2 separate regions of the Homo sapiens genome follow, and region 1 is linked to region 2. Evidence: read pairs that join two places in POLR2A ChIA-PET (ENCODE). Cell type or tissue: GM12878. All regions are shown on one strand. Each heading gives the region's core, and the rest is flanking DNA. Links, peaks and the distances in the headings are about the cores only. Region 1 overlaps CLTC (clathrin heavy chain). Region 2 overlaps VMP1 (vacuole membrane protein 1).

Region 1 (12,486 bases), core at 1-8,000, 160 kb before region 2:
ACTGGGCACCTTAAATTGAAAATGAATTTGTGCTTTCACCAGTAGTTCTATATTAGTGAGATTTTATAGTAGAAAAAGTCTTTAAATGCTATAAAATTGAAACTTAGGAGCAGCGTTTAAGTCTTTGTTTGTTTATAGGTTGGATACACTCCAGATTGGATATTTCTGCTGAGAAATGTAATGCGAATCAGTCCAGATCAGGGACAGCAGTTTGCCCAAATGTTAGTTCAAGATGAAGAGCCTCTTGCTGACATCACACAGGTAATGTGATTAAAATATATTTTGTAGAAGCTGATTGAAATGGAGAGTGGGGGCCAGCCATGGTGGTTGACTTGGGAGTCCAAGGTGGGAGTATTGCTTGAGGCCAAGAATTCAAGACCAGTCTGGGCAACATTGTGAGACCCTGTAACTACAAAAAATTTAAAAATCAGCTGCATGTGGTGGCACATGCCTGTCGCCCCAGCTACTCGGGTGGCTGAAGTGGAGGGATAGCTTGAGCCTGGGAGGTCGAGGCTGCAGTGAGCTATGATCGTGCCATTGGACTCCAACCTGGGCAACAGAGTGAGACTCTCAAAAAGAAAAAAAAAAAAGGAAAACTTACAGTTTGTAGAAATTAAAGCTTTGTCACTCTATATGGATAAACCTCAAATGCCTTGCAAAAAAAGCAAGTTGCAAAAGAATGGACAGTATGAAACCATCTGCATGTAGTTTTAATACATGCAAAACAAACATCTTATTTAGAGATGTATGTGTATTAAAAATATGAAAAATACATGGGGATGATAAAACAGGATAGTGGTTGCCACTGGGTGTGGGGAGAGGGAAGAGATGCATTTGTAAGTGTGAGTCAGAGTCCTTCATATTTATGCTATTGGTTTTCTAAAGTTCATAAAAATAAAGGTCTGTCAGGCTGGGTGCGGTGGCTCAGGCCTGTAATCCCAGCACTTTGGGAGGCTGAGGTGGGCAGATCACCTGAGGTCAGGAGTTTGAGACCAGCCTAGCCAATATAGCGAAACCCTGTCTCTACTAAAAATAACAAAAAATTAGCTAGGTGTGGTGGCAGACGCCTGTAATCCCAGCTACTCAGGAGCTGAGGCAGGAGAATCGCTTGAACCCGGGAGGTGGAGGTTGCAGTGAGCTGAGATCGTGCCATTGCACTCCAGCCTGGGCAATAAGAGCGAAACTCTGCCTCAAAAAAATAAAATAAATAAATAAAATAAAATAAAGGTCTGTCGGTTCAGTTGTATTCTGCTGTTATGTAATATCTTGAAATATTTTGTAGTTGTTTTTATCAGAACTCAAAATAACTATGATCCCTAGAGGACAAAAATTTGTTCTTAAGTGTTTATATTGTCCAAATAAAATTCTCAGGTAAAGAAAGAGTTCATGCATAATTTTGTCTACATACTCTCCATAGTATCTTAAAACAATTTCTTTTAAATCTTTTTTTGTAGATTGTAGATGTCTTTATGGAATACAATCTAATTCAGCAGTGTACTGCATTCTTGCTTGATGCTCTGAAGAATAATCGCCCATCTGAAGGTCCTTTACAGACGCGGTTACTTGAGATGAACCTTATGCATGCGCCTCAAGTATGTGTTTTAATGCTTTTTAGGCATGTTTCCAACATTGTTTTAGTAATTGTGCAGCGCCTCTCAGATTGTTATGCAAAGCTACTGAGGGGCCTACTCCTTATTAAAGAAAATGTAGCTATTATAATATTCTTTTGTACTTTAACAGTTCACTATTAAACCTTAATCTGTAATACGGATATTGAATTACTCATGTAAGTGGAGTGGACAATAAACTTGCCTTGTTTGTGGTTTTACAGGTTGCAGATGCTATTCTAGGCAATCAGATGTTCACACATTATGACCGGGCTCATATTGCTCAACTGTGTGAAAAGGCTGGCCTACTGCAGCGTGCATTAGAACATTTCACTGATTTATATGATATAAAACGTGCAGTGGTTCACACCCATCTTCTTAACCCTGAGGTATTTCAGTTTCTTACCTAATAGATGGTGTTAGTTGTGATTAATAGGTACACTGAAAATGTGTTTGTGGTACTAAATATTAATAATTTCATACCACCATGAGGTTCAACATTATTTCATTTATTCATTCATTCATTTATTTTGTCTTGTAGTGGTTAGTCAACTACTTTGGTTCCTTATCAGTAGAAGACTCCCTAGAATGTCTCAGAGCCATGCTGTCTGCCAACATCCGTCAGAATCTGCAGATTTGTGTTCAGGTGGCTTCTAAATATCATGAACAACTGTCAACTCAGTCTCTGATTGAACTTTTTGAATCTTTCAAGAGTTTTGAAGGTAATTAGGAGTTTTTGAGTTTTTAAAAAAAGTACTTAAGGTAGCCAAGAAGAGGTATGCTTATGATCAGGCTGTTGGAAATTTTGTTTTTCTAAAAATTTGGTTCTATGGGACATTTTAATTTTTTAAGTTTTATTCAATATATGTCAAGGCCCTTTTATGTTGGATTCTAAGGATATGCAGTGAACCAGACCATCTGTTTGGATATTTTATAGATGAATTAAAGGTAGAATTTTAAGAGAAAAATATGTAGTGGTGTTGAAATTGTATAAAATGAAAATACAGGTTGAGTGTCCCTAATCTGAAAATCCAAAATGCACCAAAGTCCAAAACTTCTTGAGCACCAACATAACGCTCAAAGGAAATGCTTGTTGGAGCATTTCAGAAATCGGATTTTCAGATTAGGGATGCTGATCAGGTAATTATAATGCGAATATTCCAAAGTTCAAAATCTGAAACACGTCTGGTCTCAAGTATTTTGGATAAGGGATACTCAGTCTGTACTAATGATCAGGTATAATAAAATTTTATGCTTATATGTCTGACTCTTATAATAGCAGGTGATTCTCACTAAGGGCATTTTGTGATTTGTTGCTATTTAGCAGGATTTCTTAACCTTAGTACTATAGACATTTAGGGCTGGATAATCATTGTAGAGGGGTGTTCCTGTACATGTAGAATATTTAGTAGAATATTCAGCAGCATTCCTGGTTTCTACCCACTAGATTCCAGTAGCGTCAGCTCCACCAGTTGTGACAACCAAAAATGTCTTCAGACATTGCCAGTGTCACCTGTGAGGAAAATCACCTCAGTTGAGAACCACTGCTATACAGGGTACTAACGTAATCACTGTTGGGTGTCTAACTTCTGGTCCCCAACTGCCTTTCTCTCCTCTCTGTACTAGTAGTACTCTATTGAGAAGGGGTAAGAGAGTCTAGTAGTTTTCTTAATTTTTTCTTAATTTTCCCAGTTTCAAAATGTTAACTGTGCACTAAATTTACACTGTTTAGTACAGTCACTAGCCACATATAGTAGCTATTTACATTGAAAGTTATTAAAGTGAAATAAAATTTAATATTTAGTTATTCAGTCACTCTAGCCACATTTCAAGTGCTTAATAGCCACATGTGTTTAGTGGCTATTATATTGGAAGGCAAAGATAAGATTTTCATCATTGCAGAAAGTTCTTCTGGACAATACTGCACTAAATTCTTCCCAAATTATTTTGTATGTTTCCTATAAATTGCATATTGAAAAACACCAGGTATTGGGGTCTTCATTTAAAATTTCCCATATAGGGGCACAATGGTGTATGCCTTTAATAATCCCAGTGCTTTGGGAGGCCAAGTGCTTGGGGCCACAAATTCAAGACCAGCCTGGCTAGCATAGCAAGACACCATCTCTACAAAAATTTTCTTAAAAATTAGCCTGGCATGGTGGCATGCATCTGTAGTTCTAGCTACTTAGGAGGTTGAGGTGGGAGGATTGCTTGAGCCCAGGAGTTTGAGGCTGCAGTGAGCTATGATCGTGCCACTGCACTCCAGCCTGGGTGACAGAGACCTGCCTCAATAAAAAAGAAAAAAAGGAAACATTGGGTTGAATTGTCTATTCTTCAGGATTAAAGTGCAATCCATTTTACTGATCTGATTAATGGAATAGTTAGTATTTTTATCGCGCTTTTTAAGCAACCAACTTATATTTGGGAGTATTCAATATAACAGTTTTTTAATTACATAAATGTTTTTCAGTCATTCTCAAAAGTGTGCCTATGCTTAATTGTAATTACTTGTTTCTTTAAGGTCTCTTTTATTTTCTGGGATCCATTGTTAACTTTAGCCAGGACCCAGATGTGCACTTTAAATATATTCAGGCAGCTTGCAAGACTGGGCAAATCAAAGAAGTAGAAAGAATCTGTAGAGAAAGCAACTGCTACGATCCTGAGCGAGTCAAGAATTTTCTTAAGGTAAGTGGTTTTGAGTAATGTGTTTTCTGGTTGGATTCCAGGTTAGCAGTTCTACAAGGGTTTGGTCATAGTTCAAAAATATTTTTTCCCTAAATGTGAAGTTGTTAGCATTCTTAAGTTGTGTGCTGGATTATTTCTTCCAAACATAATATTCTGTGGTTTCCTTTGAAATACGGAAGGAAATTGGTGAGTAAGAATGACCATCTGTTTAAAAGAAGAAAAAAAAAATAGCACTATTTCAAAGGAATTTCCTTTATTTTAATTTTGGATGGAAAAATTTAGAAAAGTGGTTGTATACTTTCAATGTCATTTTAGAATCATTTAGGCTTTTGAATATTAACATCAGCTTGCTCTTCATACCATTTTGAGGAGCCTCTATTGTAGGCAAAGGGATCTGTTGTCTAAGGAATGTATAGGTTTACCTCTTTCATCAAGTTTGCTCAACTCTAGAAACTAAAATATTGTTATTCATATATAATTCATAAAGGTAAGATCAAACAAAACGCTCAGCTTTGTGACACATTAAATCAGTTAGAGAGGAGTAAGGACCACCTGTGTTGCAGGGAGGAGTAATGGTTGAGAGATTCTGAACTCTAGAACATCCCTAAGGGCAGTTAATTTTGTTTAATGTTTAACTTAGCTTTAGCTTTATTCTTGTAACTGCCAGTTACTTTGTGATGGAAATAAAGCTTTAAAATTGATAGCTATCTATAAAAGGCTAGGAAAACTACAGAACACTTAGATTACTGCTCTCTCACTGCCTATTATGTGTGTGTGTGTACACTATATATATATATAATGATTCCTGAGACTTTATAGAAAGTTCTGAAGTATTTTTTGTCTTGGAAGAATTTTACATTACAAGTAAAACCAAAATGTTTTTGTAGAACACAGTATAGAAAGTAGGCTTTTCCTACTCCCAGATTATCATCATTTGTGTGTGTGGTTGCATTGGCAGATTGTTCTTTTGAAGAATTTACTACCTGGGCTCTAGATTAAATAGCAAAACCCTTAGGGGTTTTAGTGTAATGAAGTAGTCAAAATGTTGAAACTGCTCTACATTTTAGATTAAAAGATACACTTTTCAAAAAAGTATAGCTTTAAAATGTCTTGGCCATCATGAATATTCTGGGTAACCTAGCTGTGCTATGTTTGGACCAAAACTTTCTGGTGTCAAAAAACCCCTCCAAATGAGAAAGATTTGATACTCTGTGCTTGACTAGTGTACCCATACTACTGATTCACTTCCTTCTTTGAGTATCATTACTATTTCCTTTAAAAAAAACAACAACAAAAAAAACTACTACTAGATTCTTTTGGGGGCAGGGGGTGTTGGGTTTTTTTTTTTGTTTTTCTTTTTAAGCTTTTAAGTTCAGGGGTGCGTGGGCAGGTTTGTTATATAGGTAAACTGTGTCATGGGGGTTTGTTGTACAGATTGTTTCGTCATCCAGGTATTAAGCCTACAACCCATTAGTTATTTTTTCTGATCCTCTCCCTCCTCCCATCCTCCACCCTTCAGTAGGCCCCAGTGTCTGTTGTTCCTCTCTGTGTCCATGTGTTCTCATCATTTATCTCCCACTTGCTAGTGAGAACATGCAGTATTTGGTTTTCTGTTCCTGTGTTAATACTACCAGATTCTTAAATGATTTCTTTTTGTTTTTATTGAGCCCTCAGCTTCTATGCTTAAATTGTAACTTCTTTAGCTTTGGATTTTAATATTTGAGTTATATATATATGGAAAGCAAAATGAAATTAGCTATTATTTAATTATCACATTTTTGAGCTTTAAAAAAAATCCTCTAGTAAAGAAATGAAAAACAATCCTCTGGGTACTAGGATGGTACTGCCTTAGGTTTGCATAGCCCATGGGATCTAATCAGATGAAGATTTCCCCTCCACACTTGTGAACTGGGTACAAGCCTGATATAGTAGGGGTGTGGATGTGGATTATGAGCTTTTGAGTCAGTCAGACCTGTTTCAAATTCTACTTAGCCATTGTTTGTTCATTCAGTATATGTCTAGCTGTTACCTCAGGCAAGTTAATGAATATGCCTCAGCCTCAGTTTCTTCAACCATAAGCTATGTTTATTTATCAAGTACCTTGTATACTATAGATGTTTAGGCAGTAACTATTACTGATAAGTGATAAGCCTTGGAAAAAGGTGGAGTCAGCCTAAATGGGATTTCTGTCAGGCAAGTATTTATTTCTCTTTGATATCAATTTGTACTTGACTCTTTGAAGGAATTTACTTCCAGCCAGGATTAGAGGTGAATTTAGGGTCTTACGTCTACATAATTTGACATGGGAGCTCAATACTAAGATGCAACTATCACATTCATCCTCTGATGCCAGTGTTGAGAGTGAACTTATTAGATTCCTTGTTAACCTCCAGTACAGGGTTATGATGCCTCTTATCACTGTTATTAAACTTAATTTTAGAGGTACTAGCTACATGATAATTTACTGGTGTTGTAAGTAAACCCTGTGTCATAAGAAAAATACCCTGACTCTGATCTTGAATATTCAAGTGCCAATTGTGTGTTAGCCACCAGGAATAAAGAGATTGGTAGAACATAACTTCTCCTTTAAGGTACCCTGTGAGCAGGATAAAATTGTGTCATTAGCATCATTTGACTCATGCCCTAAGTTTGTAGAACTGTAAGCTCTCTGTAGAAAGCATATAACTGTTCATCAGACCCATGATCTGCTCCTTGCTACCTTTGATCTTATTTTCTACCTTTCTTTTTTTCTTTCTTTCCTGGTTTAGCTTCAACCACACTGGCCTGCTAGCTATTCCTGGAACTCCCCTAACCTTGTCCTGCCGAAGGGCCTTTGCTTGTGCCCTGTACTACTATTCTCTCATGACCTTCTTTCTCCTTTACCTTCTTTGGGTTTCTGATTGAATGTCAGAAGAGAGGATGTCTCAGGTTGCCTTGTGTAAAATAGAACCCATTCCTACCCCATTTTGCTTGTTTTTCTTTATAACACCACTATGAAACGTCTCCTCCCACTAGAATGTAAGTTCCTTGAGAGAATGGACTCTGCTTCCTTTGTTCCCTGCTGTATCTCCAGTACCTAAGAACAGAGTCTGATACTTGGGTACTCATAAATATTTGTTAAATGAACAAATTTATGTTGAAGAAAACCTCTGACTATGCTAATATAATTTCAAGTTTGATCTTAAAATCTTTAACCATTATAACTGGAGGTTAATTAAACATTTAGTAAGTAATTTAATATTATTAAAATGTTAACATTTCTACCATGTATAAAATCATGTGCAAATTTTAGCAATCAAGAAAATAACCTAGATTTTGTCTACTTTTTAAATCTGAAATTTTCTTTTGGAATACAGTTAGTATTCCACAAAAGTGGAATTATTTGCCACAGAAATTTTAACACCTATGCATGAAAACAGAATAAGTAATCCTAGATTATCTGTAAGTGATAAAGATAACAAAAATATTTTATATGTGTATAGGTAAGATGACTAGTGTGTTGATCCATACTTTTTTGATGTTCATTTAGTAGGAAAAACATGACATACTAAAATTTTTACATAGATAGATGCAGACAGATTCTAGAAATGATCGTAACAGCTATTAGTGCAGAGTTTCCATGGTGTTAAACAATACTTATTTTAGAAAACCTTCCTTAATGTGGAAAATCTGCAGCTTTACAGACATTTTTATTTTTTAATTTAGGATGGCTATATTAAAATTAAGATTTACCTTGGTGTTCTTGGGACACTTCATAGACTAGTCTTCGTATTATTTATAATCGAGTAACTAATATCCCCTAGTCTCAGGAGCCATTTAATTCTAACCTTGAAAATAATGTTCTTAGTGGCCATCACTGGGGAAAGTTCTACCCTACTTAGTTCTGCTTCCCTAGTAGACTGTGTTAGAGGAATCATTTATTGAGGAATGTTTCACTGTGTATAAATGAATTCCTGATGGAAACTGTTGTTTTTTGTGCTCTACCTTATGTCTGTGGAATGTAACAGGACATGTATCAGGTAAATGCCCAGTACAGGTTTTACTTACCTGTCTATAACATCTTCTATGTCAGTCTATAAGTAGGATTGTAGTTTGGTATCTGTAATGGAATGATAAAAGCAGTTGGCAATTTAAAGATATCTTTTCTTTAAATGCTGGGTTTTTTTTTTTGTAGGGGGTGGGTTTTCTTATGGCCACATGTGGTCACCATCATGCTGCTCCTTGTAGGCTTTGTTATAATAGAGTATTAGAGGCTGGTTGTATAGATTGGATGTGGGGAGGGATAGAAAATCATTAGTTTGAAACAAATGTAAGCCATTTATGCCATATGTTTGACAATGTGACTATAGTTATTAAGTTGATTTTAAATACGGTAGAAGTGTTATTACCAGTGAAAGTCCCAGTATGGTGAATTTATCATCTGAGAGCCACTGGCTCAGGTATCTTAATTTGTTACTCTTGTTTTTTGGTAAAGGGTGTGTATGGGAAAGACTTGGTATCTTGCTGTGTGAATCTAAGTATTGCTTAGTAAAAATTTACTGAAACTGGGATGTACACACTCAACTATTGGGACATTCTTTCTTTAACAGAAGAGCTATGTTTGTGTGAGCCTCTCTTGTTAGCGTAGAACAAATTCTCATATGTTACACAGATTTGATACCTCATAGAAGAAATTTAAAGTTTCCTTTTGTTTGTCTTTTTTTCAGGAAGCAAAACTAACAGATCAGCTACCACTTATCATTGTGTGTGATCGATTTGACTTTGTCCATGATTTGGTGCTCTATTTATATAGAAATAATCTTCAAAAGTATATAGAGATATATGTACAGAAGGTAAGTAATATGTAGGTAATGTAAAGGTATAATCTTACTATAGATTTTATTTCTCATATTCTGGAAATCCTTTTGAAACTCTGTGCTCAATAAGAGTGGTCTGCAGCTTTTAACGTGGGATTTTTTGTTTTTGTTTTTGTTTTGGAGACAGGGTCTTGCTCTGTCACCCATGCTGGAATACAGTGGCACAATCACAGCTCACTCTAACCTTAAACTCCTGGGCTCAAGCAGTCCTCCTGCCTTAGCCTCCAAGTATCTGGGACTGCAGGTGCATACTACCATGCCCAGCCTGCTTTTAATACTTTTTCCCCAGCAGAATCCTTTCTTGGAATAAAATTCTACGTGCTTCCCTAGCAAGCCGACTCAGGGAAGGGGGAAAAAAAAAACATGCATGCCAAGTGTGTAAAATATAAGAATAGAACTGCTATTATTGAAAAAGTTGGGTGGCCTAGGGCCTTACTAACTTGATAGACCCTGAGGTATCCATGTAGACTCCAAAGCAGAGTTTTCAAACCATCTTAAATACAGATATTAGATAATTCACCTTCTAACTGTAGAAACAGGCAGTATTGCTATAATGGGAGCCTTTTTATTAGACAGTCTTGCATAGTCATCTTTGACTGTATCTTCTTTGGACTTATTTATCATATGGAACAATGTTTCGGTAACTAACCAAACCGGTAGAGACAGAATATAGTATATGTGCTTTCAATACTTATTAAACCATGAAGTCTTGTTTTTAGCTGGACTTCCTGCTAAATTCCTCTATCTAGTTGCAAATTTAGACCCTCAGTTTATTACTGAATTTAAAAACTGAACTTAAAGAAAAAAAAACTGAGCTTAAAAGCGATAGAGATAAATGCTTTTTTAAAATTCCTCTTTGCTTTTAATAACATAATAACATTCTTCTACTTCTTTTTAACCACAGGTGAATCCAAGTCGACTTCCTGTAGTTATTGGAGGATTACTTGATGTTGACTGTTCTGAAGATGTCATAAAAAACTTGATTCTTGTTGTAAGAGGTCAATTCTCTACTGATGAGCTTGTTGCTGAGGTTGAAAAAAGAAACAGGTGTAGTACCATTTTAACAGGGATAAGTTACTCTTTCTTAACATGGCAATAGATAAAAATATAGGTAGTCATTTGTTCCAAAGCTACTAAATAACACATGGAGAATAATTTCCTGAAGACACCTAACATAGAGGTGATAAGCTAGCTAATAGCACTGGGAAAAAATCTGTTTTCTGAAACATTATAGCTGTCATAGGAGATCTGTTAACTTGGTTGATCATTTTTTTGGCATGTTTATAATTACAGCTATGTGGTTTGACTTTATATGTTTTTATATAAACTATGTACTAAGTCTCCTGTTTAGGTGTGATACCTGTGTATTTAACAACTAATTCTGTACTGATCAATCATGTGGTGTTTCCAACCTGAGAAAGCTGATTAAAAAAAACAGTGTGGTGTTTAAGTGTGAGGCAAAAGAGTTCCCTGTGCAACTCTTGAGTTCAATTGATATTTAATTTACAGTACCTTAACATGATAATATGGATTTCCAATAGAATATAGTATAAGTGCTTCTAAAACTTACAGACTGTGAAGTCTTTTTTTAGCTGGAACGTTCTGAGGAACTAGTGTTTAGGAAGTACTGATGTAAATGAGTTTGGTGAGGTGGTATGCTAGTGGGAAGTTCTGCTGTTTATGAGAAGAAATTAAGAAAGTCTGTGGGTTTCATTTTAACCTGAGTTGATATAGGTGATCTACTAATTATATTCTTAGAATTTATATTAGAATGTTTCAAACATGGAAAAATTTTGCATTTAAGGGTAATAGAGATATGCAGTTAATACTGACCTAAAGGTTTGAGCCTAGTTTCAAGTGATTTTATGTCATAACAATTTAACATTTAATAAGAGGTTCAGTTGAGTCTGAACCTATTGAATCTATTACCTGAAAATAATCTTACTGCATATTCCAAGCAAATGGCAGTTACAGTTAGATAATTTAGTCTTTAAGTGACAAATTATATTGTGAAAAGCTAGATTCACATCTAAGTCACTAGTCTAGACATGCCTCAGCTAATTTTTATTCCTTAAGTTGACATGGCGTATCTTGGATTGCACATGTTTATAGGAGCTGGATTTTTGCCTCTATTTATTAAAATTGTCTTCTCCCTAATGGGAGGGTTCATAATAACCATGTGAATTTGATATAGCCAAAATAACGAATAATGCTTTTTCTCTGGCTGCTTTTAATGTTTAAATCATTGGTAAAAGAGGCTTGGGCCAGGCGTAGTGGCTTGTGCCTGTAGTCCCAGCTTCTGGGGAAGCTAAGGTGAGAGGATTGCTTGAGCCCAGGAGGTCAGGGCCGCAGTGAGCCCTCCACTGCACTCCAGCTTGGGCAACAGAAGACCCTGGCTTTAAAATAAAAATAAAAGGAGGCATGGTCATCAGGACTATCGAAACAAGCTATAGTATAGCAAAACTGTGCTCCTTGATGGAGTGTTTATATGACAGCTGCAACTATTAAACCCAGAGCTTCTAAAGCTATCAGATTTTATTCCCAATATGTATTTAGGGTTTGGCTGTAGGTAATGCTGTATGTTAATTGTGTTAAAGCTGAAAGAACTCTCAGATAATCTGGCCTATGTAATATCACATCCCCATCCTATCCACAAACAAAATTTTCTGAAGTCTAGATATTTTGTGTGTTATAAAGAAAGGACACTGTATGAATCTCTAATCTTTTATTCAGATATAAGGAGGTAAGTATATCATATAGCAGATAAACCTGGGAGAGTGAAAAATAGCCTTATATACCTTCTTTTTATTCTTGGACAACTCAATCATATTTTGAGTCTTAATTTCCCAATTTATAATAGGATCACTGATAATTAAAATTAATGTAAAGCCAGGTACAGTGGCTTGCACCTATAGTACCAGCTACTCGGGAGGCTGAGGTACTAGGATCACTTGAGCCCAAGGCTGTAGTGCACAATGATTGTGGCTGTGAATAGCCACTGCACTTCAGCCTGGACAATGTAGCAATACTCGGGGGGCGGGGAAAAAGTATGTGAAAGCACATTATAGACCATAAGGTATTTACATAGTTAGCATGTCAAGAGTGTGTTATTTATAATACAGTATGTGTGTGTGAGGTTTTTTTCCTTTTTTCCTAGATTGAAACTGCTTCTGCCTTGGCTAGAGGCCAGAATTCATGAGGGCTGTGAGGAGCCTGCTACTCACAATGCCTTAGCCAAAATCTACATAGACAGTAATAACAACCCGGAGAGATTTCTTCGTGAAAATCCCTACTATGACAGTCGCGTTGTTGGAAAGTATTGTGAGAAGAGAGATCCA
Region 2 (12,609 bases), core at 1,973-9,972:
ACGCCTGCAATCCCAGCACTTTGGGAGGCCAAGGCGGGTAGATCATTTGAGGTCAGGAGTTTGAGACCAGGCTGGCCAACATGGTAAGACCCCCATCTCTACTAAAAATACAAAAATTAGCTGGGCATGGTGCCGCATGCCTGTAATCTCAGCTATTTGGGAGGCTGAGGTAGGAGAATTTCTCGAACCTGGGAGGCGGAGGTTGCAGTGAGCCGAGATCACACCACTGCACTCCAGCCTGGATGACAGTGAGATATGTCTCAAAAAAAAAAAAAAAAATCGGGCCGGGGGCAGTGGCTCATACCTGTAATCCCAGCACTTTGGGAGGCTGAGGTGGGCGGATCACAAGGTCAGGAGATCAAGACCATCCTGGCTAACATGGTGAAACCCAGTCTCTACTAAAAATACAAAAAAAAATTAGCCGGGTGTGGTGGACGGCACCTGTATCTCAGCTACTTGGGAGGCTAAGGCAGGAGAATGACGTGAACCCGGGAGGCGGATCATGCAGTGAGCTGAGATCACGCCACTGCACTCCAACCTGGGTGACAGAGCGAGACTCTGCCTCAAAAAAAAAAAATCGCTGAATGGTATAGCAAATCATCAAACTAAATTAGTAAACTTCAGAATGCAGTCTTTTGAAGGATATTTAAAACCTTGCAGTCACAAATAAAGGAGAGATAACTTGTCATGGTAGAGAACAAAATCAAAAGACAAGCAAGAAAAAAGCCAGCAGCAGTTGAAATTTAAAATAAAATTATGAGATAATAAGGCAAGGAAGAATGAAAAATGAATCCCGGGCCGGGCGCAGAGGCTCACGCCTGTAATCCCGGCACTTTGGGCAGATCACCTGAGGTCAGGAATTCGAGACCATGCTGGCCAACATGGTGAAACCTTGTCTCCACTAAACATACAAAAATTAGCCGGGCATGGTGGCAGGCACCTGTCGTCCCAGCTACTCAGGAGGCTGAGGCAGGAGAATCACTTGAACCCAGGAGGCAGAGCTTGCAGTGAGCTGAGATCACACCACTGCACTCCAGCCTGGGCGACACAGCGAGACTCTGTCTCCAAAAAAAAAAAAAAGGGTATCAAAAATCTTTTGGCTGGGGCCGGGCATGATGGCTCACATCTATAACCCCAGCACTTTGGGAGGCCAAGGCAGGTGTATCACCTGAGGTCAGGAGTTCAAGACCAGCCTGGGCGACCTGATGAAACCTCATCTCTACTAAAAATACAAAAAATTAGCCGGGCGTGGGGGTGGGCGTCTATAATCCCAGCTACTCGGGAGGCTGAGACAGGAGAATCACTTGAACCCGGGAGGTGGAGAATGCAGTGAGCCAAGATCGTGCCAGTGCACTCCAGCCTCAGTGACAGAGGGAGACTCCTTCTAAAAAAAAAAAAAAAAAAGGACCAGGCGCAGTGGCCCACGCCTGTAATCCCAGCACTTTGGGAGGCCGAGGTGGGCGGATCACCTGAGGTCAGGAGTTCAAGACCAGCCTGGCCAACATGGTGAAACCCCATCTCTACTAAAAATACAAAAATTAGCCAAGCGTGGTGATGGGTGCCTGTAGTCCCAGCTACTCAAGAGGCTGAGGTGGGAGAATCTCTTGAACCCAGGAGGTGGAAATTGTAGTGAGCCGAGATTGCGCCACTGCACTCCAGCCTGGGTGACAGAGCAAGACTCCGTCTCAAAAAAAAAAAAAAAAAAAAAATTGGCTAGGCATGGTGGCTCACGCCTGTAATCCCAGCACTTTGGGAGGCCGAGGCAGATGGATTGGTTGAATTCTCAGGAATTTGAGTCCAGCCTGGTCTCGAACATGGCGAGACCCAAAGTCAGGTGATAGAACCAAAGAACTAGGGAACTTCTAGCTCAAAAGGCATTATGTTAGTTGTGATTTTTTTTTTTTTTTTTTTTTTTTTTTGAGACAGAGTTTTGTTCTATTGCCCAGGCTGGAGCGCTGTGGTGCAATCTCGACCCACTGCAACCTCTGCCTCCTGTGTTCAAGCGATTCTCCCGAGTAGCTGGGATTACAGGCACCTGCCACCATGCCTGGCTAATTTTTGTGTCTTTAGTAGAGACAGGATTTCACGATGTTGGCTAGGCTGGTCTCAAACTCCTGACCTCATGATCCACCCGCCTTGGCATCCCAAAGTGCTGGGATTACAGGCATAAGCCACCGTGCCCAGCCCTTTTTGTTTTTTTAATTACGATTTAATACTAATTTTTATTTAATTTTAGACTTTCTCCAGTGGGAGAGACCTGTGCATATTTCTTAAAGAGCATAACCAAATCTAACTTTTAAAGTTATGATTAAAATGACATGTTCCCATATTCTCACCAAATAGGGGATGTGAATTCCCAGAAAATAACATTAAGCATATGACTCGCAGCAAACCATATGCAGAACATTGGCTCATTGTCATGTTGCCAGGGTCTTATTGGAAGACAAAGTCCCCAGTTTTACCACACAAGAAAAGTTTCCATAACTCAATCATTGAACTTGAGGGCTGGGGGATGGTGTTGGCTGGAACAGGGACTTTTTACCAGATACAGAATGTTCCATGCTCTTCTTTGCTGTCTCCTATTTCTGAGCTAACTTGATGCTTGACCTCAGAGTCAGGCTTGCCTGTGGCAAGAGAGATCATTTTAACCAGTGAGTAATAAAGTGCTTGAATCCGAATGTTGTTTCTTATCCCTCACTCTATGGAAAGTGGTCAGAATGAGCTACGTGGGCCTGGACTTTTTCTTCTACAGAAAGAAAATCTGTCCTTTCATTTTAGAGGATAAAATGGTCCATGTATTTGATTCTCTTTGACTTTGATCATTGAAAATAATCAGAAAAAGTTATGGAAGTGTGGAACCCCAGCATTTGTATTATCTGATGAAAGGATAGAATTTAAGGCTTAACACAGGGTTTAAACCCCAGCTGCCGAGACTCAGTTATACAGTCTAACATAACCTCTTTCTGCAGCTTGGGAAAACCCCTTTCTCTTCTTGTCCGTGGTAGTTTATATATCCTTCTCTTTTGACAGTTAACCTTTCTATATGTTTGTTATGGATATTGGGAGACCACATAAAGGTTAAAACAGGAGTTCTGGAGTTAGACTGTTAGATGAGAAATGGGTACATTGTATTTGGAAGTTACCGTTGACCATTTAATGGAGCATTTTAGTAGCATGATGAAAATTAAAACCCAAATATATTGGATTACATGGAATTGTGGGCTAGAGGAAAGGTCAAGCGAAAGTCATGTCTGACACATTTTAATTGTTTTGTAAATATTTGTTGACCAGATGAATTAATTCATTCATTAAATAGGAGGGACCAGTGTGTATTTTAGGCTGAGGGAAAAACTCTAGTAAAATGCTAGAGATAGAAAATATAAATGAAGAAAGGGAAGGATGTGGGAAGGAAATTAACATTCAGTAAGCACCCACTGTGCCAGATGCTTTACATAAATATTCATTTCATATCCATAACAAAACCTGTTAGGTACTATTACAGAGAAGTTAAATTCATATAAATGATAAGAGATGATTGAGATAGGATCAATTCTGGAGTGGATTGATTATCCTCATGAACCAGTTCTTTCTTGAAAACTGGAGTGAAGACTCCAAGATGTTTTGAGGCAGAGAAGGGGGACACTCCTGAGGGAGCACTCTGGAAGCCAGTGAAGTCATTTGCTGGAAGTTGGAAATTTAGACTAGAGCACCAGTTTCAAACAGCTGCTGTGTGAATTTGGTAGGGATGCAGCATGAATTCTGTCTATTCTCCTGTGCACACGTGCATCCACCTGTGTGCAGCTGTAGCTAGTTACTACTGTGGTTACTTTCAATGAAAAACCTACTGGTTTCTGTAGTGTACATTTAAGTGCATTTTTTCCCCTCTCCCAGCATCCTTCTAGATAGAGTTCCTTGAGGACAGAGATCATAACTTTTTTTTAAGTGAGATTGAATTTCAATCAATACTGTCACTTTTTTTTTCTTTTTTGAGACAGGGTCTCGCTGTGTTGCCCAGGCTGATCTTGAACTCCTGTGCTCAAGTGATCCTCCTGCCTCAGCCTCCCCAAATGCTGGGATTACAGGCATGAGCCACTGTGTCCTGCCAATACTATCACTTTTTTGGTTTTTTTGTTTGTCTGTTTGTTTTTTGAGACCAAGTCTTGCTCTGTCGCCCAGCCTGGAGTGCAGTGGCGTGATCTCAGCTCACTGCAACCTCTGCCTCCTGGGTTCAAGCAATTCTTCTGCCTCAGCCTCCCAAGCAGCTAAGACTACAGGCATGCACCACCACCCCCAGCTAATTTTTGTATTTTTACTAGAGTCGGGGTTTCACCATATTGGCCAGGCTGGTCTCAAACTCCTGACCTCAGGAGGCCTCGGCCTCCCAAAGTGCTGGGATTACAGGCATGAGCCGCTGTGCTGGCCTGATTTTTAAGTTTTAGAACTCAGTGAGTCTTCAAACCAGTGCAGATCTGTCACTATAAAAAGCTGCCACCAGGCCCACTCACACCTGTAATCTTAGAACTTTGGGAGGCTGAGGCGGGATTGCTTGAGCCCAGAAGTTTGAGACCAGCCTGGACAACATGGTGAGACCCCATCTCTTGAAAAAAATTTAAAAATTAGCTACTGTGGCCCCAGCTACTCGGAAGGTTGAGGCAGGAAGATTGCTTGAGCCCGGGAGGTCAAGGCTGCAGTGAGTCGTGTTTGTGCCATTGCACTCTTGAGTGGGCAACAGAGCAAGATCCTGTTCCCAAAAAAAAGCTGCCACTGGGGCCAGGTGCAGTGCCACTCGCCTGTAGTTCCAGCTACTTGGGAGGCTGAGGCAAGAGACACAACCTCTTTAAAAAAAAAAAAAAAAGCTGCCACCAGTCTGTCATTTTCTATAAATGCAATCAGTTGATTTTTAACAGAGTTTTGTTTTGGCAACCAATCAGTTTTACCTAGTCCTTATAGACCACTCCTTTAGCTCTGGCCACATTCATCAGCACAAATGCCTGCTTTTCTCCTGCTGCTCAAGTCTGCCTTCTGAAATGAGGTTTTGTTCTCTAGAGCTTCTCTTTAATGTTAGCTTATTTCAAAGAGTAGCTGCTAATGATAAGGAAGTCTAACCTCCAATCTGATTCTTACAGAAAATAATGCTAAATCTCCAAAAGCTAGGGCAATTGCAGATTATTTTGTGATAAAATATGCTGTAAGGCAGTAGAAACAATGTACCTGATAAAATACACCTGGAGAAAGCATGGTCTTCCTTCTACACAGCCAGAAAGAAACCCATGGTGTCATGTGTTCATAATACCACTCTGCGTACAATGGACTAACTTAAGTACAAAAGAAGTTTTAATCATTTGAAAGGGCACAGATGTGAATGAAATTCAAGATGTTTTAATCCCAGATCCTGGGGTCAAATCACAACGAATTTTAGAAGGTGCCAGGGACTGTCAGTCCAAACTTGTATATATGAGAAAGCCCTAGATTTTCTAGTATAGTGTGTGATTTTCATCCTGAATTTATTTTATGTTGGGGTGCCATTCCAAGATCCTGGATGTAAAGAAACATGATTAGGGGGCTACCACATTTCAGATCCAAAGCAAGTAGAATACATCAGTTACCAGTTTTTTCTTATAGTATCAGCTTCAAAGATTCATATACTGAGCCAGGCACAGAGGCTTATGCCTGTAATCCCAGCATTTTGGGAGGTCAAGGCAGGCGGATCACTTAAGGTCAGGAGTTTGAGACCAGCCTGACCAACATGGTGAAACCCTGTCTCTACTAAAAATACAAAAACTAGCAGGGTGTAGTGGTGCCTACCTGTAATCCCAGCTACTCAGGGGGTTGAGGCAGGAGAATCGCTTGAAGCCGGGAGGTGAAGGTTGCAGTGAGCCGAGATTGCGCCACTGCACTCCATCGTGGGTGATAGAGCCAGACTCCGTCTCCAAAAACAAAACAAAACAAAACAAAAAGATTCATGTGTTCTATTCAGTTAAATGGTAAAGATAATAACACTTTCATTCCAGTCACACAGGATAACTAGATCCTTTTTTACTAGGTTAAATATGTGTTTATTTTCAGTTAGCACCTGTTCATTTACTTATTCTGGATTAATAAAGGGCTGAAAGGCTGTAGATATTAATGAGTCAGCATGATGGCCTTTGGCTTCTTCAGAAAGATTGCATGATAAACTCCCCCACCCTTTTCCGAGCAGTCTACCTTACTAGGAAAGGCAGTTTCATGTGGAGGGCAATCTGTCATTTTTGAATAAGGGCAAGAGTCTGAGGTCCATTCTGAGTCACTATGAATAGAGCTCTAGTATTGGTTGGTCCCCAGGGAAACTGGTGGTTAAATACTGTGAGAATCTTTATCAGACAGGAAATGACAACTCATTAAAATACTAGCCGTTAAGCCTGTTTAGATCACTGCCTAGGGGGTAGGAAGGAAAATTTAACTCTATAATGTTTGACTAAAATGTGCACATTTCTGAAGATGGAGAATTATTTACAAGACTGTTACCGAGAAAGGGAATTGCTAGGCTGTCTTGTTGCTGATCTTCTCCCACACCCTCTTTTCCTCTTTTGTACATATAACAGATCAGCTTGTAATGGGAGTAGGATAGGGAAGGGCTTTAATTTCATTCCTGAAAGTGTATCCTACTATTGCCTTAAATGTAAAATTCAGTCTCTTCAGCAGAAGAGGCGGTTGTTGGCTTCAGTTAGAACAGGATCATTTTCTATATAGGAGTCTACTCCTGTGCTCCTGGGCCAAATCTCAATTGATAGAACTCTCTGGGGTCAGAGGATAAATTTGATGTATTGATTTACATACAGTGGTCCTCATTCAATCAAGAAAATTCTAAAGATCCTGATATTCATTTAGAACATAATTAAATTTTATAACTCTGGGCACAGGTTTTCAGTCTCCTGAAGTTGGGCTATCCAGATTTGGTGGGGGCGGGGACAGGGGCTAGCTCTGTTGCCCAGGCTGGAGCAACATCTGCCTCCCAGGCCCAAGTGATCCTCCCACCTCCTGTCGCATGCCAGCATGCTCAGCCAATTTTTAAATTTTTTGTAGAGAGGAGGTCTCACTATATTGCCCAGGCTGGTCTTGAACTCATAGGCTCAAGTGATCCTCCCACCTTGGCCTCCCAAAGTGCTGGGATTACAGTGAGCCACCAAGCTGAGCACTCTTTTCTTTTTATAAGTACCCTGACCTGAATCTTCTCCTGAAAAATTTTTTTTTTCATTTATAAGCTTTCAGGGATCTGACTTATGACACCCTGAGATTCTTTAGACTTTGTGATTAATCATCAGAGGGAATACTAACCCAGCACAAACAATGAAATAAAGGTAAAAAACTGTTGTGCCCAGACTTTTTTCTAAGACAAAAGGCTTATTACTCTTTGTAAAGAGGCTATCGCCTCCTTACTAGAATTTATGTCAGAATGTTTTTCAGGAGGGTAAATATAACCTATATGCTCACATTAATGCTGAGATCCTCAAAAAAGTATTTGAGAAAGGAGCAGAGCCTATATTAAATAAAAAATTTACTTTATTAATGCTGGTAAAATATTCTTAGGCTTAGAGACTTCAACTGCTTAGACTTTAAGTATACACTCTGTAAATAGGGCTAAACAAGGTGAATCAATCTTTTTTGTTGGTGTTTTAAGAAACAGGTTCTCCCTCTGTAGCCCAGGCTGGAGTGTAGTGGTGTGATTTTAGATCACTACAGCCTCAACCTCCTAGGAGGGCTCAAGCAGTCCTCCCCACTCAGCCTCTTGAGTAACTAGGACTACAGGTGTGCACCACACCTGGTTAATTTTCTGTGTGGGTGTAGAGACAGGAGTCTTACTGTGTTGCCCAAGCTGATCTTGAACTCTTAGACTCAAGCAGTCCTCCCACCTCAGCCTCCCAAAGTGCTCGGATTACTGGCATGAGCCACCCTATCCTGCCTGGCCAGATTTCAGATCTTACTTATTTATTATCTATCTATCTAATCTATTGATTTATTGAGAGAGAGACAGGGTCTTGCTCTTTCACCAAGGGTGGAGTGCAGTGGTTCAATCCTAGCTTACTTTAACCTTGAACTCCTAGGCTCACAGGATCCTCCCATCTCAGCCTCTTGAATAGCTAGGACTACAGGCACTTGCCATCACACCCAGCTACTTTTTTAAACTTTTGTAGAGACAGGGTTCTCACTATGTTGCCCAGGCTGATCTCAAACTCTTGGCCTCAAGTCCTCCTGCCTCAGTCTCCCAAAGTGCTGGGATTACAAGCATGACCCATCACACCCAGCCTAAAATACAGATTTCTTGTCACATAAGTGATTTCCAGAAGCAGAGTAACATATATATTAAAAACCATAGAAAAATAATAGATTTTGTTTGCAATTTGGCAAGGGCTCTTGGCAGAATTTTGCCCAAATGTTATTTTGAATGGATTTTTTTTTTTTTTTTTTTTACAATATTTAAGCTTGCCAAGAAGTTTGTCTTAGGTCTGTTTAACAGATTCTAGGTATGTAAGCATGGGAAAATATTGTTCCCATGAAACCAATTTTGAGCTCTGAGTAGGTTTCAAGTCTGTGTTTTTTTCTTTAAATAAAAAAAAAAATTTTATTTGCATTCCTGAGTTTTTTTTTTAACAGAAGTTAACAATAACAAAAGTGTAAAAATTGCCACTAGCATCATTTGTTGGAAATGTGTTTGTTTGTTTCGGAGACAGGATCTCACTATTTTACCCAGGCTGGAATGCAGTGGCTATTCACAGGCGTGATTATAGCTCACTAAGCCTCCATCCCAACTCCTGGGCTCAAGAGAGCCTCCTGCTCAGCCTCCAGATTAGCTGGGACTACAGGCATGCGCCACCATGCCTGGTGGAAAAATTTTTTTTAATCTTACATTTGCTGTTATGTTTGTGCCAGGAATAAAAATATGAAGATACTACTACCCACTAAGATTTTTCTACCCACTGTGTTCAAGGTTCACAGCAAGGAAAAGCAAATGAGATCAACTTTTTTTTTTTTTTTTTTTTTTTTGTCACCTAGACTGGAGTGCAATCTCAGCTCATTGCAGCCTCCACTACCCAGGTTCAAGCAATTCTCATGCCTCAGCCTCCCGAGTAGCTGGGACTACAGGCACGTGCCATCACACCTGGCTAATTTTTTTATATTTTTAGTAGAGACAGGATTTCGCCATGTTGCCCAGGCTGGTCTCGAACTCCTGAGCCATGGTGCCCAACCTACTTCTTTTTTTGTTTTTCTAAGGCTTTCTCACCTAGAGCAAGTACCTACTTACATAGCTAGTTTAGGTATATTTTAGTCCTGCAGTTGACTGAAAAAATAGTTCTATGTCCATTTGTTCTCCTTCTACTTTATGTTCTTCTATGTCACAAAATTGTAGTTATTTGTTTTGTTTTGTTTTGTTTTGTTTTGTTTTGTTTTGAGACAGAGTCTCGCTCTGTCGCCCAGGCTGGAGTGCAGTGGCACAATCTCGGCTCACTGCACCCTTCGCCTCCCGGGTTCAAGCGATTCTCCTTCCTCAGCCTCCCGAGTAGCTGGGATTATGGGCGCCCACCACCGTGCCTGGCAATATTTTTTTTTTTTTTTTTTTTTGTATTTTTAGTAGAGACAGGGTTTCACCATGTTGGCTAGGCTGGTCTCGAACTCCTGACCTCAGGTGATCTGCCCACCTCGGCCTCCCAAAGTGCTGTGATTACAGGCATGAACCACCATGCCCGGCCGAAATGGTAATTCTTTGAATTTAATCAGAGCTTAAGGGCAAATTGGAGGACTTCCCCAACTTAACTATGGGATGAGATTAGCATCTTTAGCAAGGTGCACAGGGTTGCAAGAATGTAATGGCTTAGGGAGAATGGCATTTAGGGTATTTCCTAAACCAACTATAGAAAGCCTTTGAACTGTGTTGCAAATTATTACTCCCACCGTGTGTGCACTTTAAATTAATCTTAAGTGTCAGAATGGACTCTTGCTTCTGGTCTGCTGCTTGAGAATAACTTGACACATGAGATTTAGAGCTGGCATTATTGTTTGCCTTAAATGCATGTTAAGAGTGAGAGCTGTAATTTCTATTTTTATCTAGTCCGTTACTAAAATAGCTTTAGTGATAATTAAGCAAACTATAGTATAAGAGTACTTTGTTGAAGCTGAGGCATCAGTAGCCTAAGTCATTGTAGAGGTAGAGAAATGAAAAACAGAAGTAACTAAAATTTTGATGACAGTTTGGGAAACCAAGGTGGGAGGATCTTTTGAGGCCAGGAATTTGAGACCCACCTGGGCAACATAGTGAGACTCCATCTCTACAAAATATAAAAAGAAACATAATAATAATAATAAATAAAACTTTTAACCTCTTGTCTGTTTTCAACTGTTTTCCTAGTCTTTCATGGAAACCTCCATAGAGACACATAACAAATTGGTATATTAATCTCAGCATTATCCTCAAGATAAGTTATACATCATGTGAATACACATCATATGATGTACTCTATCAGCTAAAATGTATCTATCAGCTAAAGTGTATCTCTTTTTAAAATTATTATGGGTACATAAAGTGTATCTCTTAATGGACTTACAATGGTAAATTATTTACCTTTTCAAATTATTTTGAAGGGAATCTAGAATTATTATTTCCAGTCCCTTCCTCATTTCCCTAAACAACAAAAACATACTCTTTGTAACATTTGGGTCTTGGTTCTTAATTTTCTCTTAAATAATGGCTTGACTATGGCTATCCCTGGTAGATTTAAATGACAATTTACAGTACTGTTTTTTATTTTTGTTTTTGTTTTGTTTTGAGACGGAGTTTCCCTCTTTTTCCCCAGGCTGGAGGACAATGGCGCACTGCAACCTCCACCTCCCAGGTTCAAGCGATTCTCCTGCCTCAGCCCCCCGAGTAGCTGGGATTACAGGCGCCCGCCACCAAACCTGGCTTATTTTTTGTATTTTTAGTAGAGACGGGGTTTCACCATGTTGGCCAGGCTGGTCTCGAACTCCTGACCTCAAGTGATCCGCCTGCCTTAGCCTCCCAAAATGCTGGGATTACAGGCATGAACCACCGCACCCAGCCTTGTTTTTGTTTTTGTTTTTGTTTGAGATGGAGTCTCACTCTGTTGCCCAGGGTAGAGTGCAATGGCATGATCTCAGCTCACTGCAACCTCCGCCTCCCAGGTTCAAGCGGATCCTCCTGCCTCAGCCCCCACTAGTAGCTGAGATTACAGGCATGTGCCACCGTGCCTGGCTACTTTTGTTTTTTGGGGGGGTTTTTTGTTTTTTTGGTTTTTTTATTTTGAGACGGAGTCTAGCTTAGCTGCCCAGGCTGGAGTGGAGTGGTGCGATCTAGGCTCACTGCAACCACCATCTCCCGGGTTCAAGCGATTGTCCCATCTCAGCCTCCCAAGTAGCTGAGATTACAGACACCTGCCACCATGCCCAGCTAATTTTTTTTTTTTTTTTGAGACGGAGTCTTGCTGAGCTGCCCAGGCTGGAGTGGAGTGGTGCGATCTGGGCTCACTGCAACCACCATCTCCTGGGTTCAAGTGATTCTCCCATCTCAGCCTCTTGAGTAGCTGGGATTGCAGGCACTCTCCATCATGCCCGGCTAATTTTTGTATTTTAGTAGAGATGGAGTTTCACCATGTTGGCCAGGCTGGTCTTGAACTCCTGACCTCAGGTGATCCACCTGCCTCGGCCTCCCAAAGTGCTAGGATTACAGGTGTGAACCACCGAGGCTGGTCTAATTTTTGTCTTTTTGGTAGAGACAGGGTTTCGCCATGTTGGCCAGGCTGGTCTTGAACTCCTGACCTCAGGTGATCCACCTGCCTCGGCCTCCCAAAGTGCTAGGATTACAGGCGTGAACCACCATGGCTGGCCTAATTTTTGTCTTTTTGGTAGAGACAGGGTTTCACCATGTTGGCCAGGCTGTTTTGTTTTTTTGCTTTTTTGTTTGTTTTTTTTTTTGAGACGGAGTCTCACTCTGTCGCCCAGGCTGGAGTGCAATGGCGTGGTCTCAGCTCACTGCAACCTCCACTTCCTGGGTTCAAGCGATTCTTCGGCCTCAGCCTCCCGAGTAGCTGGGATTACAGGCGTGTGCCACCACACCCAGCTAATTTTTGTATTTTTAGTAGAGACAGGGTTTCACTGTGTTGGCCAGGCTGGTCTCGAACTCCTGACCTCGTGATCTGCCCACCTCAGCCTCCCCTGGTGCTGGGATCACAGGTGTGAGCCACTGCACCTGGCCAGAGTACTGTTAAAGTGAAAACATTGATTTATGAGAAGGAAAGTTCTTATAAATATGCAGTTTTTTGTTTTTTTTTTTTTTGAGACAGAGTTTCACTCTCGTTGCCCAGGCTGGAGTGCAATGGCATGATCTCGGCTCACTGCAACCTCTGCCTCCCAGGTTCAAGCGATTCTCCTGCCTCAGCCTCACTAGTAGTGGGGATTCTGTGCATGTGCCACCACGCCTGGCTAATTTTGTATTTTTAGTAGAGACGGGTTTTCTCCATATTGGTCAGGCTGGTCTCGAACTCCCGACCTCAGGTGATCCGCCCGCCTCGGCCTCCCAAAGTGCTGGGATTACAGGCATGAGCCACTGCTCCCGGCCACATA

The links. Peaks named below come from ENCODE experiments on the same cell type or tissue, not always from the same donor. Only the 100,000 strongest peaks of a DNase experiment are listed, where the experiment ranks them.
Region 1: POLR2A ChIA-PET joins it to region 2 with 6 read pairs; 4 of 35 experiments call an interaction of 5 or more read pairs at or near these places.

Annotation. Positions count from the first base shown.
Region 1 is chr17:59,664,649-59,677,134 of GRCh38, forward strand. CLTC (clathrin heavy chain) reads left to right here. Exons shown (of 32, transcript NM_004859.4): 10 at 139-261; 11 at 1,455-1,592; 12 at 1,832-1,996; 13 at 2,149-2,329; 14 at 4,129-4,292; 15 at 8,999-9,124; 16 at 10,053-10,195; 17 at 12,306-12,486. Among named protein-coding and RNA genes, the nearest start is that of PTRH2, 37 kb to the right of the region's middle. In GM12878, for the core only: no CTCF peak of the experiment used is centred there; a DNase peak (open chromatin) is centred at 4,877; H3K27ac peaks cover 1,396 bases.
Region 2 is chr17:59,823,186-59,835,794 of GRCh38, forward strand. All of the region lies in intron 10 of VMP1 (vacuole membrane protein 1), which reads left to right. Among named protein-coding and RNA genes, the nearest start is that of MIR21, 12 kb to the right of the region's middle. RefSeq lists enhancers at 6,594-6,783, 11,425-11,924. In GM12878, for the core only: no CTCF peak of the experiment used is centred there; DNase peaks (open chromatin) are centred at 4,958, 6,286 and 9,946; H3K4me3 peaks cover 4,301 bases; H3K27ac peaks cover 8,000 bases.